Regions from separate parts of the Homo sapiens genome. Here region 1 is linked to region 2. The links are chromatin loops, found by intact Hi-C in ENCODE. Cell type or tissue: heart left ventricle. All regions are shown on one strand.

Region 1 (8,000 bases), 59 kb after region 2:
CTACTCCCAGATTTTAGGCAACTCTCTTCTGCCCTGAATGTATTCTACTTTATATAATTTCCATCTGATTTTCTCTCCCTGTCCCATCCCAACTGTAAGCTCCTTAAAGGTCACAACAAGGCCTTCTTCTCTTCATATTCAGTAAGGGGTTCCCAACCTCTCAGCACAATTGACATTTTGGGCCTCATAATTCTTTGTTGTTGGAGCTATTCTGTGGAATGTAGAATGTTTACAGCATCCCTGGCCTCTACCCACCAGACACCAATAGCACTCCTCTACCCCACTGGGACAATCGAAGATGTCTCCAGACATTGCTAATTCTGTCCTTTGGGACAGAATTGACCTTAGTTGAGAACCACTAATTTAGACCATCAGGGCTTGCCCCCACTAGCCCCACAATCAACGTTTGTGATATTCGATCAGACGTATTTACCTCCTGACTGTAGGAGGGAAAAGGAGGGTTCCCTCAGCCTTGCCGATCATTCAGCTGCAGTGACCTCCCTTGCTGGGCCTCCCTCATCCCTGCAGTTGGCCTTGACATTGCTCACTTTACTGTACAAGCTCTCAAGTTGCATGCAGAAGAGCATCTGAGACCCAGCACAGCCTGCCCATGGTGACAGGCCGGAAAGGGAGGGGAGCGATTTTCCTCTCACGCCGTGGAACTCTCTTGATTTCTAAACCTTAACAGCATGACACCAAGTAGCCACAGATTTTTGTTTTTAATTGTCAAAGAGAAGCATGAGGCTTTTTAGTAAATCTGAACCCTCCCCAGGATGTGTTTCCTTCTTCTGACAAAGCCTTCCCAATACACATCCATCTCCCCAGCCAGAGGGGTTTTCTGACCTCTCTCCCTGCTGGGTCCTGTTCACAAATTTCTTGAAGAAAATATTCACTGCATTCTAACGGCAGTATTTATGCTAAAGAGTTTAAAAGTTGCTGAAGCTCCGAGGCTATGATCTTGGAAAACAATTTTAATAATTCTTTAGAGCAGGAGTTTGCAAACTTTTTTTGTAAAGGGCCAGAAAGTACATATTTTAGGCTTTGTAAGCCAGATACTCTCTGTTGTAACTACTAACTCTGCTGTTGTTGCCCCAGATCAACCACAGACAATATGTTAATGAGTGGTCATGGCTGTGTTCCAATAAAACTTTATTTACAAGAGCAGATTGTGGGCCAAGTTTAGGCTATGGGCCACACAGACTCCAGCCCAGCTTTAGAGCATCTCTGATGAACAAATCAGCCTTTGCCGTGGCAACCACCAGGAGGGAAAACATACCACTCTTTTTACCAGCACAAGTTATATCCTACATTCCTCACTGATAGATTAATACAAACACTGTCATTTCCCAAATGCAGTTCCCAATTCCAAAGGCCTTTTTGTCTCAGGTTACCATTTGTCCGCTGCTAGTTTTTCCAACTTAAAGTTTTAGCTTGCTTTCAAAAGGGTAGATGCTGCTAGCAGGAGAATGTGCCTCTTTTTCCTGGAGGTTAATCTCACTGGTCCCCATCCACCCACCCCCAGGAAAATATGCAAGTCTTGCAAATGCAGCCAAGAGGACCACTGCCTAACATCTGACCTAGAAGACGATCGGAAAATTGGCCGCTTGCTGATGGACTCCAAGTATTCCACCCTCACTGCTCGGGTGAAAGGCGGGGACGGCATCCGGATTTACAAGAGGAACCGGATGATCATGACCAACCCTATTGCTACTGGGAAAGATCCCACTTTTGACACCATCACCTACGAGTGGGCTCCCCCTGGAGTCACCCAGAAACTGGTAAGAGAGCTTCCCCAACCAAGCAGTTGTTTTCCTATCCTCATAAATACTAGCCATGTCAAGTGTTTCTGAATTTCAAACATGGGGTGGCAAGAGCTCAAGGTCACAAAAATGACAGGAGTGGCTGTGGTTTTAGCCCTGCCCTTATATCATGTGATGTTGAGAAATGAAGACTATCTGGGCCTCGGTTTTCCTTATCCATGAAATGGGTAGAGGTGTTCATATGGACCCCAAGAGGCCTTGCAGCTCTAGTACAGGGGCATTTATTGTTCCATTTGGGCTCCTCACTTCTGAACAGGAGATAGTTTATCACTCAAAATTCTGAGTGCTTATCTCCATCTGCAAGATATTCATTTTCCCTTGAAGTAGCCTGGGATATGCCCTTTGCAAACCTGTAGGAGAGCAGAGAAACATTTCTCTCTTCTGCCTAAATGCTGAAACCTATTGGTCTTAGGAGGGAGAGCCAAACTGGTTTTATATAACCTTGAACAAAAGCAACCAGAGAAATCTCAAGTAAATGATCAGAGAAACCCTGAGGAGGGCAGAAAGGACACAGGTCCAGAGAGAGCAAGTGACTCACACAAGGTTACACCCTAGCTGCTCGCTGGAATCCCCGGGACCTGCAGAAGGTCTCCATACCCAGGTCTCATCCCAGACCATTGAGTCAGAAGCTCCAGACTACAAAATCCAAATCATCAGATGTGACCATTTAAATGACTCCCCGTGCAGCCACCTTCAAGATCCAATGCACCAGATCAGGGCTCCTACAATCTCAACATGGGTAGATATCACCTGGGGAGCTCATCAGAATGCATCCAGCAAGTTCAGGGCCATCCTGAGATACCGCACGCCTGACATACTCCCAGGTGATGTTGATGCTACTGGTCCCCAGAACCTTACATGTGGAGTAACAAGAGGCTGGATGATTTCTATATGTTAATACAATTTGTAGAAGGTTCAACAATTTTAAAAATGCAAGCATGGCATTTAATTGAATATCTGCTGGAAGAAAAGGAGTGCCTTTGGAGCCCTTCATGGCCCTATCCTTCAGGCTCCTCCATGGCTCCCATCACTGTGCTCTCACTCCCAACATCTCAACACCTTAAGACACTCTGACTTCCTCCTTCCAGTGCTAGAACACACCAAGCTCCTGCCCTCCTTGGGGCCTTCGCACGTCCTGCTCCTTTTCTGAAAGGTTCTTTCCTTGCTCTTCCCAAATAGTCCTTCTCCAGATATTCAGTTTACAATAGATGTCACCTGCCATCCTATCACATTTTTTATTTCTTTTCGTTTCTTTAACAACTTTTATTGCAAACAGATTATCTTTTTTCTGTGCCTAGATATGAGGGCAGACACCCTGCCTGTCCTGTAAACCGTAACATCCCTGCACCCAGGACGGTGCAGGGTGCAGGACAGGTGTGACGAGTGTTAGTGCAATGTCACCTTTTAGGCCAGAGATGCTCTAAGTGTGGGCTGTGGACTGGAGCTCTTCCGCACAGTCTTTGTGACCTGGACCCAATGAAAAAAGTTGAGAAATTGAGAATATATGTTGGGAAAATGTTACAGCAATTTGACATGCAACTGTGTGATGGGATGAGAACTCATATCAGAACAGAATTCCACTGTGGTAAGACTCACACTGAAATCTCATGGGGTATGCGCTACATTCTAATCACATGAGAGAGACCACAAATCACTCTGCAATAAGTAAAAAACAAACAAACCTTGATCCTTCGCCATAGAGAGTTTCAGAGGCACAGTTCTAAGCTGTTGCCTTAGGGGGGAAAATCCCTTCCAGATAAAATGAAAAGAGACTAAGATTTTTTTCTTAATCTGTACTTTTTGATAAAGAAGAGCACATTTTAAAAGAACACTTCAGCATCCATGGACTCGATCACCCTGTAAGGCCGAGTTGTTTTACATGTAAGGAAACACAGAATGGTTAATTGGCTTTCAAAAGTTTTTAGTACTAGACAGGGGCTTGTCCCGGGCCACAGAGTGTGGCCACAGAACAACAGCAGAGCCAGGACATGCCCGGTAGTTCAGAGCTCAGGTCTCCCTCCAGCCCCAGGTCTGGGTAAGCTATCAAGCACGTCTCCAGGATGTCAGTGGAAACTAAAGCAAGCAGCTCATGAAAGAGCTGGCTGCGGGCTTCAGGGACCGGCTGGTGAAAACCCCAAACACATTGACCCCAGACTAATCAGGGGAAGCCATCGTCAGGCAGTGATTAATGCTGGCTCATAAAACCACATGGCTGTAAAGAACCCCTCTGTCTGCTCTTCATCTGGGCGTCCAGGGCAAGTCCCATTTCTGAGATTGGACAACTCCCCCTTCCCACTCACCTTCCCAACATTTTTATTATTATTATTATTATTATTATTATTATTATTATTATTATTGTACTTTAAGTTCTAGGGTACATGTGCACAACGTGCAGGTTTGTTACATATGTATACATGTGCCATGTTGGCGTGCTGCACCCATTAACTCATCATTTACATTAGGTATTCTCCTAATGCTATCCCTCCCCCAGGCCCCCACCCCACCACAGGCCCCAGTGTGTGATGTTCCCCATCCTGTGTCCAAGTGTTCTTATTGTTCAATGCAGCCATAAAAAAGGATGAGTTCATATCCTTTGTAGGGACATGGATGAAGCTGGAAACCATCATTCTGAGCAAATTATCGCAAGGACAGAAAACCAAACACCGCATGTTCTCACTCATAGCTGGGAATTGACCAACTTTTTTTTAATTACCGAATGATCAAGACTGATTATATTTTGGGAATGGGACCGAATTTTGCTATCTCTCATCCTTTGCAACCAGAATGAAAGTCTGAGCAATTCTTAAGCCTTCAAATGCTGATAACAATAAGCCTAATTGTGGATATTTGTTAAGTATTTACTGTATACTAGCCACCATACTAGGAGCTATCCATGCACAATCTCATCTAATTATCCAGCACTGTTAGAAGTATACTATCATTACCCTCAGCTACAAAGAAGGAAACTGAGGCTCAGAGAGATGATGCAACGATGCAGCTAGCCCAATGTCCCACAGCCGATGTAAGTGACAGAGCCAGGTCTTGAACTCAGGCCACCCTGACTCCAAAGTTTGGGCTCTTCCCTACCAATCCAGGCCAGGCCAGGCGAACTGGCAGGTGGGAGGGGAGGCAGGAAGGAGCAGATACCCTGGGTTAGCATTTTCAGGGAAGGCTATCATGAACAGGAAGCAGCTTGAGTGTGGCTTTGAAAGCTGCCAGGATTTGGGGGAAGGAAAGAGGGAGAAGACAAAGGAGACCAGCATCCACTGAGCATTTGTATGTGTATCTCATGAACACCTCACCGCGCCCTATGTGCTGAGTATGTTACAGGCTCATTTTACAGAGGAGCAGACAGAGGCCCGTGAGGAGCCAATGCAGGGGTGGCACTTACTCATACCTCGCCCTCTGCTTCCAGACCCATGGCAGGCATTACTTATCAGTCAGAGTACTGTTTCCCATTGACTTCTTATCGGCCCTCAGGATCCTTCTTCACATAGCACTCTCGGTCACCACTATGGACTGGGGTTGACTTGTCAGATGAAGCCCATTTACTGTTCTTGGCTGCCAGCAGAAGAATCAGGAAGAGAAGAATCAGAACAGGGTCTCCGGATTCCAGAGCCCATGTGTGTTTCACTGCCTAATCCAGGGTACAGGAGTGCCTTCCCTTCCACTTTGCTTTGCATTTTTAGTTTCTTTCCTGATACAGGCAGATTCCTGGAACCTCTCCACCCAAGATGTCCCGACCAGGTTGCAGAGCACCAAGTAACTCAGAAAGGTCCTCAGGGGGCCAGGTGCAGTGGCTCGCACCTGTAATCCTAGCACTTTGGGAAGCCGAGGCAGGTGGATCACCTGAGGTCAGGAGTTTGAGACCAGCCTGACCAACATGGTGAAACCCCTCTCTACTAAAAATACAAAAATTAGCCGGGTGTGGTAGCAGGCGCCTGTAATCCCAGCTACTTGGGAGGCTGAGGCTGGATAATCGCTTGAACCCGGGAGGCAGAGGTTGCAGTGAGCCGAGATTGTGCCACTGCACTCCAGCCTGGGCAACAAGAGCAAAACTCCATCTCAGAAAAAAGAAAAATCAAGAAAGGTCCTTAGGAAAAACATAAAACCTAAACCAACCTTTCCAACTGGTCTGAGAAAATGCTTCCTGCTAAAGGTTATGGGAACAAGATTTAGCTCCTATGACGTAGTCAGGTATGAGACGTAGATAACATGACGTAGTCGGGTATCAGAGAGATACCTGGGAGATTCTGTTTCAGAGTCAGAGCAGTGCCAGGTCGTTGACTCCGGCCCAAACCTCTGTCCCTGTCATCCCCTTCCCAAGTCCGTGCCAGTCAATAGTGGTTGCTTGGAGGGCTGTGTTAAGAGGGATTCTGAGGGCTTGATTAGCAACGTTTGTGAATAGGGAGCAGTGGTGGAAGTCTCAGACCAGCCAGGCAAGGCCAGGATCACAAAGTACACACCAGTGGCAGCTGGATGCAGTGGCATTGACCATGCAAAGACAGAGAGGCTGGAGCTTTTTTTTTTTTTTTTTTTTTTTTGTGACTGCTTCTTCCTCTGTCGCAGTGGCAGGATCTGATCTCACTACAACCTCCGCCTCCTGGGTTCAAGCGATTCTCATGTCTCAGCTTCCCAATTAGCTGGGGCTATAGGCACACACCACCATGCCCAGCTAATTTTTTTGTTGTTGTTTTTAAGTAGAGATGGGGTTTTACCATGTTGGCCAGGCTGGTCTCAAACTCCTGACCTCAAGCCATCTGCCCGCCTTGGCCTCCCAAAGTGCTTGGATTACAGGCATGAACCACCATGCCCAGCCCCAGCTGGAGCTTTGAGCTGCAAAAGGATCACTGGGTCCTTGGGAAGGGAAACTCCCTTTCTCCAAGGCTCCAGCCAGGAAGCACATTAGCCCTGCAGCCACAGACACCCAATGCCAGTGCAGAGCCGTGAAAGGACACCGTGAACGCAGGGGTCAACTAACATCTGGCTGGCGAAGCCGCTGCCCCAGGATCCCTAGCACACCATTTATTGTAAAGCTCAGAAGAAAAGGGTGCAGGCCCTGGAAAGCCAGAGAAACAGACACATCCAGGGAATGGGGGATCCTGTTACCACTTGATGCTTACCCAGCCCGCTCACTCTGAAATGATGACAAAAGGAAATGCCTCCAGAGATTGGGGAATATTTTTCCTCTTGGAAAATCATCCGTCTTCTAGAGAGGCAGCAGAGAAGGGCTTGAGACCCATGCTGCTGGGTTCATAGCTGTCTCTATCACATACTAGCTGTGTGACCTTGGGGAGGTTACTTAACTTCTCTGTGCCTCTGTTTTCCAAAAGGTAACATTAGTACCTTCCTCCTAGGGTTGTTGTGAGAATTAAATGGGTTAACGTGTGTGAAGCACTTGGAAGAGTGCCTGGATCATAGCAAGCCCTCCCTAAGAGTTGGCTGTTCCTATCATCTCTTCAACTGCTGAACATGGAGAAGTCAGCAGTCTTCCCAGGAAGGGCAATTACTCTCCCATGAGCCGAATCAGCCTGGATGGGGCTGCTTCGGAACTTGGTGTTAGTAAGATGCTAGTCAGGCCTGATCCCCACTCTGGCAGAGTGAGCCAAGCTCTTCTTTCCACTTCTCCGAAATCCTTCTTTAGATTCTGGAAGCAGGGGCAGGCCCTGGGCAAGAAATAGGAAGGGGACGGTGTGAGCAAAGTTGCCACCCAAGGCTACACCCTAACGCATCTCTGCAGGGCTCTGTGCCTGCCCTCGCCTGTTGGCCGTCCGGCTGCCACTTCTCACTGTCTCTGATGGTCACATCCTCTTTCCCCACTCACTGCCCCGAGAGAAGCCCCAACCCTGGGGTATCCTGTGTCAGAGCCACCCAGGAGAAACTGTTTTAAACTGCTGATAGATAGATAGATAGATGATAGATAGATAGATAGATAGATAGATAGATAGATAGATAGATAGACAGACAGACAGAGAGATAGACAGACAGACAGATAGACAGACAGACAGACAGATAGATAGATAGATTTTGAGACATGCTGCCCAGGCTAGACTGCAGTGGTGTGATCACAGCTCACTATAACCTTAAGCTCCTGAGCTCAAGCGATCCTCCCACCTCAGCCACTGAAGTAGCCAGGTCTACAGGCATGTGCCACCACACCTGGCTGATTTTTCAGTATTT
Region 2 (8,000 bases):
TGCCACCAGACAGGACAGATAATGAGGCAAGCAGTTCGTTATGACCCAGTCTGAACAATGTAGCCAGTGCCTACTTCCCGGGATCACCCTGGAATTGAAGGACAGAGTATATGAAAGTATGTCCCCACCTCCAAATTCAGACTGTGCTGTGGGCTTTATGTGCATCATTTCTAACCTGTCCTCAGCCCTGCAAAGTGGATTGTCCTGGTGATTGATTGTTGTATAACAAAACCCTAAAATAAAAATATTGGCTTAAAAATTCCCATCGTTTATTTTGCATATGAATCTGGAGGTTGACTGGGCTCAGCTGGGCAGTTTCTGCTCAGGGCCCTCATGTGGGTGCAGTTGGATGGTGACTGAGATAGGGTCATCTCAATGGTGTATTCACTCATGTGTCTAGATGTTGTGCTGGGAAGTCTCCACAACTGGGGCTGGAAGAGCGGGAGCTTCTTGTCCATCTTTCATCCTCTGTGTTTTCTTTTTACATGGGGTCTCCACCTGAGAGCCTCAGAGTCCTGGGTTTCTTACACCATGGCTAAAGGCCCCAGAGTGCAAAGTTGCATGGCCTTTTCTAACTTGGCCTTGGGTGCCATGCAGCATCACTTCATCCCATTCTGTTCTTTGAAGCAGCCACAAAGGCCCCCCACAAAGGGAGGAGACACTGATGTCACTTCTTAATAGGAGGAAAGAATTTGCAGACATATTTTAAAAGTACTACCTGGATATTAGCCCCCATTTTAATAATGGGAAAACTGAAGCTCAGAGAGGTTAAGGAACTTGGTCAAGGTCCCCAGAGCCAGTAAAAGGCATTAAACTCAAGTCTATCTGACATCTACGAGCACCACCTGCCCAGTGTGCCTGAAGCATTGTAGGTGCTCAATAAATGTTTGTTGAATGAACAAAAAAATGAGAGCCGTCATGATGAGCATTCTTTTTTTTTTTTTTTTTTTTTTTTTGAGACGGAGTCTCGCTCTGTCGCCCAGGCCGGACTGCGGACTGCAGTGGCGCAATCTCGGCTCACTGCAAGCTCCGCTTCCCGGGTTCACGCCATTCTCCTGCCTCAGCCTCCCGAGTAGCTGGGACTACAGGCGCCCGCCACCGCGCCCGGCTAATTTTTTGTATTTTTAGTAGAGACGGGGTTTCACCTTGTTAGCCAGGATGGTCTCGATCTCCTGACCTCATGATCCACCCGCCTCGGCCTCCCAAAGTGCTGGGATTACAGGCGTGAGCCACCGCGCCCGGCCATGATGAGCATTCTTAATTTTCCCTTCTGCCATGCTTAATCAATGGCTCCCTGGAAACCACTGCATTCAGGAAATGATAGCCAAGTATCATGGCAATTGACAATCAAGGAAGAATTTTAAAGAAGCTATTAGGTTGGTGCAAAAGTAATTGTGGTTTTTGCCATTACTAAAACGCAATTACTTTTGCACCAACCTAATAGGACTGTCTTTGTTCACCCCAGGCCTCCCAAACCCCAAATCAAGTAAGATACTTGGAGCTGCCAGTCAAGACCCAATTATCCAAGACTGTGGAGACCATGCTGTGGACTGGCCAGATGGATTGGAGGCTGGTGGGGACCATTCCCTCCCCCAGCACACTAGCCACTTTGAAACCTAATGACAAGAAGAGTTAAAAAGTTGGGGACAGGTGCTCTGAGATTTACTGGGAGAAAATACAGCACAGATGTACAGATGAAGAAACTAAGCCCAAAGACGTAGGGACCATTTCAATGCTCTCCAGCCCATTGGTGCTATGGCAGGGAAAAGCATCAGCCCTCGCATTGCGGGTCCATAGACGTCTCAGTAGGAAGATAGCATGGACCAGGTATTTAGGATATACACCAAATCAGACAGGCCTGGGAGGAATGCTGGCCCTCCATGTATGGCTACATGATCATGACCAAGTCATTTAACTCTAGGACATTCAGTTTCCCCACTGAGAAAATATAGCTATTAATTCTCTTTTTGGATTAGTAACAAGAACATATGAATAACTCCTATAAAAAAGTCACTAAGTGTATTAGTCTGTTCTCATGCTGCTAATAAAGACATACTCAAGACTGGGTAATTTATAAAGGAAAGAGGTTTAATGGACTCACATTCCACATGGCTGGGGAGGCCTAACTATCATGGCAGGAGGCAAAGGAAGAGCAAAGGTGCGTCTTACATGGTGGCAGGCAAGAGGTCATGTGCAGGGGAACTTCCTTTATAAAACCATCAGATCTCATGAGACTTATTCATTATCATGAGAACAGCACAGAAAAACCTGCCCCCGTGATTCAATTACCTTCCACTAGGTCCCTTGCATGACACATGGGGATTATAGGAGCTAGAATTCAAGATGAGATTTGGGCAGGGACATAGCCAAACCATATCACTAAGTAAAGCACAACTAAAGTAATAGGAAAATGTGGGCAAAAGAAAGGAACAGATAATTCACAAAAGAGGAAACATAGAGCCAAATATATATATATGAGTTGTTCAAAATCTTTAATGATCAAGGAAATGCAAATCAATACCACAATTTTTTTAATGTTCATTAGTTTGGAAAAAAATTTAAAACTGACAATTCCAAACATTGGACTGACTATAATCTATATATTTCCATAAGCATGTAAATTGGTGCAACCACTTTGGAAAATCAAGATACACAAGAATGTTCAAGGCCACACTGTTAACAAGAGCAACAGTCTGGTGATAACACAAAAGCCCATTCGAGGAAGAATGAATGAATAAACTGTGGGATATTCCCACAGTAGAATATTTAAGAGCATATGGCAGATACTTAGAACATAGTAAGAGTCGAAATGGATAAACTACAGAGAAATGCAACAACACAGATGGGTCTCAGCAATGTATTAAGTAAAGACAACAAGTCCCTAAAATTACCTAAAGTGTGATCACCTTTTATATAAATTTTAAAACAACTAGAATGGAATAGACACATGTATTTATGAGTATGTATAGGTGAAATAAAGTTATATAAAAAGGAAAGGTGGGGGTGACGGACATGAGACTCAGGACAATAGTATGATGGGGGGGCAGGGATGAGATGAGGGAAGAGCCCTACACTTTACAGGTAAGTTATTGTCAAAGTCTGAGATTTTGTTTTAAATTTGAGGTCATGAGTATTCATTACATGATTCAAATATGAAATTTTTAGTATGTGTATAAACCAAGAATCCTTAATTAATTAATCCTTAATTTAATTTTGTGAAGCAGAGGACCAGTGACGACAATTCCTTCTTGGTCAGGATGCTGTGCGGATGCAGAATGAACAGCCCAGCTCTTACAGAACTCCACAGCACACAGCAGGCCCACAGTAATAGGGCGGTGGTTGTTATGTGTATATGTGGCTCAAAAACAGCTTGAAGTAGGCTAAAGAAAATAAAATCATTTCACTCCAACCCCCTCTGCCTTGTGGCTTCACTGATTTTAAGAATAAATACAACCTTTCCATTCTTGAGGGGCCCATGCTTTTAAAAATTGCCTAGCTCTTGTCTGATAGATAAGACCTACTCACTTCCAAATCTCAGCAGATTTGTTTTGAACAGCGAGCTCTTTAAGGTACTGGGATGTCTCGCACTATCCTTTGCTTCATAAGGAGCTCTCACAGTTTGATCTCTGGCCCTGTCCTTTTGAACCATTTCACTTGGTCTGGACCTCAGGTTAAAAGAAAAACTGGCTTTCCACAGAGAGTGAGGGTACCTTGTTGACACGGCTCTTCTACCTGGCCATAAGTTAGAGTTTTTTTTTTTCTTTTTCTTTCCTCCTGTGCAACACAAGGAACAGAGAAGTCATTTAAGCCATATGAATTCTTGCAGGTTCAAAAAGCAAGTTGCCAGCCTTAAAAACATGTCTCTGTTTCCTTTGGCTAATCTGCAAATCCAGTAATATTTTCAGATAAGAAGGTAAACAGAGGATGGAGGAGATTAAGGAGGCCTATCTTGGGCTAGTATCTTTATAGAGCGACCAGGAGAAACAATGTTACTGAAGCCTTTCCTTTTCAGGGAAAAGAATAGTAGCCAAGCCCATAATAGCCTCAAAACCTGGGAGGGTGATTGTATTAGTCTGTTCTCACATTGCTTTGAAGAAATACCCGAGACTGGGTAATTTATAAAGAAAAGAGGTTTAATTGTCTCACAGTTCCGCATGGCTAGGAGGCCTCAGGAAACTTACAATCAGGCAGAAGGCACATCTTTGCAAGGTGGCAGGAGAGAGAATGAGAGCCAAGCAAAGGGGAAGGCTCTTTATAAAACCATCAGATCTCTGAGAATTCACTCACTATCACATGAACAGCATAGGAATAACCACCGTGCCATGATCCAATTACCTCCCACCAGGTCCCTCCCATGACACGTGGAGATTATGGGAACTACAATTCAAGATGAGATTTGGGTGGGAACACAGTCAAACCATATCAGTGATAGAGGGAGGTACTTCTCTCTGCACCTTCAAGACAAACAGGAACGCAGTGAATAGGGTGCCAGACATACTTGCACCAGATCTCAACCTCAAGGCTTAGAGACACGGAACAGTGTCAAAAAAGAAATTGGTAGTCTACAGTCAGAGCTCTAGGATGAAATGAGCTGCCTGGAGAGGGAGCAAGTTCCTCATTTAAAAAAAAATCCATTATCTTTCAGTAAGTCCTTATTTGCAAGGATGCTGAGAAACAGTCTCAAGATGTTAGAACCAGATCAAAGGTTTTAACCTAGGGCTTGAATTTGGGGAGGTAAGGGGGATGAATTATCAGAAACTGAAGGTGAAAGTTTGCATAGATTGAATGAGGATTCACATCTTCTATAATATTCTCAAAGAAGTGTGTGTTCCTAAGAAAGACAGTGAATCAATAGTATAAACAATCCTTAAGGTTGCTTCGCCCACCAAATCCCAAGACCTGGAATCATTTATGTCTTTGAATTCAGGCTGAGGTAAGTAGATATTTTGTAGGCTTAATTTAAATATGTACCTAACTAGAAAGTAGGCTCCACGAAGACAAGGATTTTTATGTTCCCTTCATTGCTCCATCACCAGGCTCTAGAACAGTGATTGACACATACTAGGTACTTGGAAAATATTTGTTGTTGAGTGGATGAATTGACCCTAGCTGAAGCCTGCATTTCTCTTGCTTAGTGTGACCCACAGACAAATTATACCCCATATGGCTGGCAGTGGAGGTGGCTGGACCTTAGCAAACACTCATCTTTGGACTTTATCTGCACCAAGTCAAGGAGTATCCCACATAATGCTACTGACAACGACATCTGCAATCGATTGTCAGTGCCTGATTATTTCATCTAATGGAGCAACTCTGAAATGTCACCCTACCCCCTACAGCAAAACAACCCTTCCCAGTCTAGAAAGGAAGGTGTTAACTGTGGCCCTGGACACCGGATTTATAAAAGGCATCCGCTGTTCCTGACTTCCAACCCTCCCATGTTGTTGATATTGAAACCTAATTGTGTTGATGTTGGTCTCCAAGGTAAACAAAGCTTTACAGGGGAAATGTTTGGACTTAGAGATTCCTGTTTGCTCCAAGTATGGATTAATGGCCAGAATAATGAACATTTTCATTCATTTCCTTTTAAAGTGCTCCTGCTAATGTAGCTAAGTGGACAGCTCAAAACAGTTCCTATTGGCCAATTATCAAAAACAGTTTCTGGAATATGACCAATGCTTCCCACACTTGTGGAATTTTCACTTAGAGAAAATCCCAAGACTTGTACCTTTATGAAGGCCCCAAGATCCTGAGGGTAGAGCAAGAAAAAAGGGGAAGTACAAGAAGGGAAAAGAGAGAGGAAAGAGAGGGATGGACATCAATTGCTGACGTGAGTGCTTATTACATGCCTGGTACAAAGTTAAGTTTTTCAAATATACGACCTCATTAAATCCTTTCGACTGCCCTAAATGAAATGTTTTCTTTTCCCTATTTTGCAGATAAGAAAACTAAGGCCCAGAGACAGTTCAAGGTCACACAGTTGAAGTATGACCATGCTGGGATTTGATGCGAAAGCCTGTGCTCTTATCCACTAGGTTGCACTGCCTCTCAAATCTTGTTCCTCTCTCTCCTTACCATATGTAGTTTTCCCCATAGTGTGAGGATGGTTTCTGAATTCAATTGTGAGTCCTCTGGCCTGGAGAGAAGACATAATGCATATATGAAACAAGTAACTAATGGTGGTAGCAGATGGTAAAGGCTGGAGATGGAAGTAGAGGTTGGTGGGTAGACCAATGAACTTGGACCTTCTCTGGAGGGCAATGGGGGCCCAGGCAGGGTTGGAAGTAGGGGAGGAGCATGGCCAGGACTGTGTGTTAGAAACAGCATGCTGATGGTGGTGTGCAGCCCACATGGGGTCCTGAACAAGACAGACACCACTGGGCTGAGGAAGTCGTCTAGCCCATGAGTGGCACTTGTGGAAGGACTGAGCCTGGCAAACCTCAGCCTCGTAACCCAGTCTGGGAAGCCAGCCTCTGTTGGGTTTGGCAAGGAGACATGTATGAGCTCAGCAGGAGGGAATGCAGAGTGTCACTGGTTTAGAGAGGAAAACGATCTGCTGAACCAAGACCACAGCTGGGCCATCCTACAAAAGGGCTTGGCAATGTGTCCAGAGCTGCCTTTGTTTTCAAACACATGTAGTATCACATCCACACTGGAGGAAGCCTCAACCTTGGCACTCAGGGGCTTACAGCTCTGAAAACAATTCCTAGGAATCTTGCTCCTCCAGGTGTGGTCCAGAGACCAACAGCATGAGCATCACCTGGGAGCTCATCAGAAATGCAGAATCTCAGGCTCCACCCAGAACCTGCATTTTAAAAAGTTTCCCAGGTAATTATTTTAAAATTGAGAATCACTGTCCCAACATAGTGAATCAGAATCTCTGGAGCTACATTTCTCAAATCTGCATAATTTCTAAGTTCACCAGATGAATTAGACACATACTAAAGTTTGGTCACCAGGCCAGGAAACCTTCGAAATGTCCTAAGAATGTCAACATTGCAGCATCTAAACTACGTTCTTCATAGGCCTCCCATACCCAGGAGTGTCACAAAAATTCCCTGTGAGCAGGCATGGGCAATATTATGATTTGACCTGCAATGTATCAACTTCTAAAAAAGGCATTGTAACAGCTTATACACAGAACAGGTGGTCAGCTAAGGAGCATAATAGAATGTGTTCTAATGAAACTCCACAACCTGCCACCCACTGAGCATGTCTCTCCATATCTGGAGGAGTTCAGAGCCTAAAACCCCACCACTGGCTTAAACTGTGCTTCTTTTTAAAAATTACAAGCTTTTTTTTTCTTGAATAAACACACACACACACACACACACACACACACACACACACACTTACACTCAGATTAAGTTTTTGATGACTTTTCAGAGCCCGCTTTTCCTAGTGGCAATTTATTAGCAAGTATTTTCAGTCTACCTCCAAAGAATATCTTGGATGTTCCAGCTCTCCACACATCCACTGCCACATCTTGTCTCATCTGCATGCCTGCAAGAACCTCCCAGCTGATCTCTCCACCTCTACTCCTGCCTTTTCTGGTCTCTACTCCACAAAGAGCTCCAAGTGCCCATTGGAAGACATAAATCAGACCATGTCATACCCCAGCCTGAGGCTAAGATCTGCCTGTATCAATGTCCTTCAGCTGCTTTAACAAATAATTACCACAAACAGTTGATGGCTTAAAACAACAGAAACAACTTATCTCCTGTTTCTGAAGGCTGGAAGTCCAAAATCCACATCACTGGGCTAAAATGAACACGTCAGCACAACTGTGCTCCTGGCTCTAGGGGAGAATCCATTCTTTGCTACTTCCAACTTCTAGAAGTTGCCAGCATTCCTTGGCTTGTGGTTGTATCACTCCAATCTCTGTCCCATGTTCACATTGCTTTGTCCTCTTCTGTCTGTGTTGACTCTCCCTCACCTCCCTTTTATAGGAACACCTGTGATTACATTCAGAGCCCACCTGGATAATCTTCCCATCTCAA

Evidence for each region. A loop is a pair of places that touch in the nucleus more often than their neighbours do. Peaks named below come from ENCODE experiments on the same cell type or tissue, not always from the same donor. Only the 100,000 strongest peaks of a DNase experiment are listed, where the experiment ranks them.
Region 1: it touches region 2 in a loop (2.5-fold over the local background); 3 of 110 quality-filtered maps call a loop at or near these places.

Annotation. Positions count from the first base shown.
Region 1 is chr3:8,535,663-8,543,662 of GRCh38, forward strand. It overlaps LMCD1 (LIM and cysteine rich domains 1), which reads left to right. Exons shown (of 6, transcript NM_014583.4): 3 at 1,523-1,778. Among named protein-coding and RNA genes, the nearest start is that of LINC00312, 32 kb to the right of the region's middle. RefSeq lists an enhancer at 1-918. In heart left ventricle, no CTCF peak of the experiment used is centred here; a DNase peak (open chromatin) is centred at 4,916; H3K27ac peaks cover 1,078 bases.
Region 2 is chr3:8,476,982-8,484,981 of GRCh38, forward strand. The region is part of intron 3 of LMCD1-AS1 (LMCD1 antisense RNA 1); the gene reads right to left. Among named protein-coding and RNA genes, the nearest start is that of LMCD1-AS1, 21 kb to the right of the region's middle. RefSeq lists an enhancer at 6,402-6,696. In heart left ventricle, a CTCF peak has its summit at 4,597 (motif pointing right); a DNase peak (open chromatin) is centred at 6,450; H3K27ac peaks cover 2,897 bases.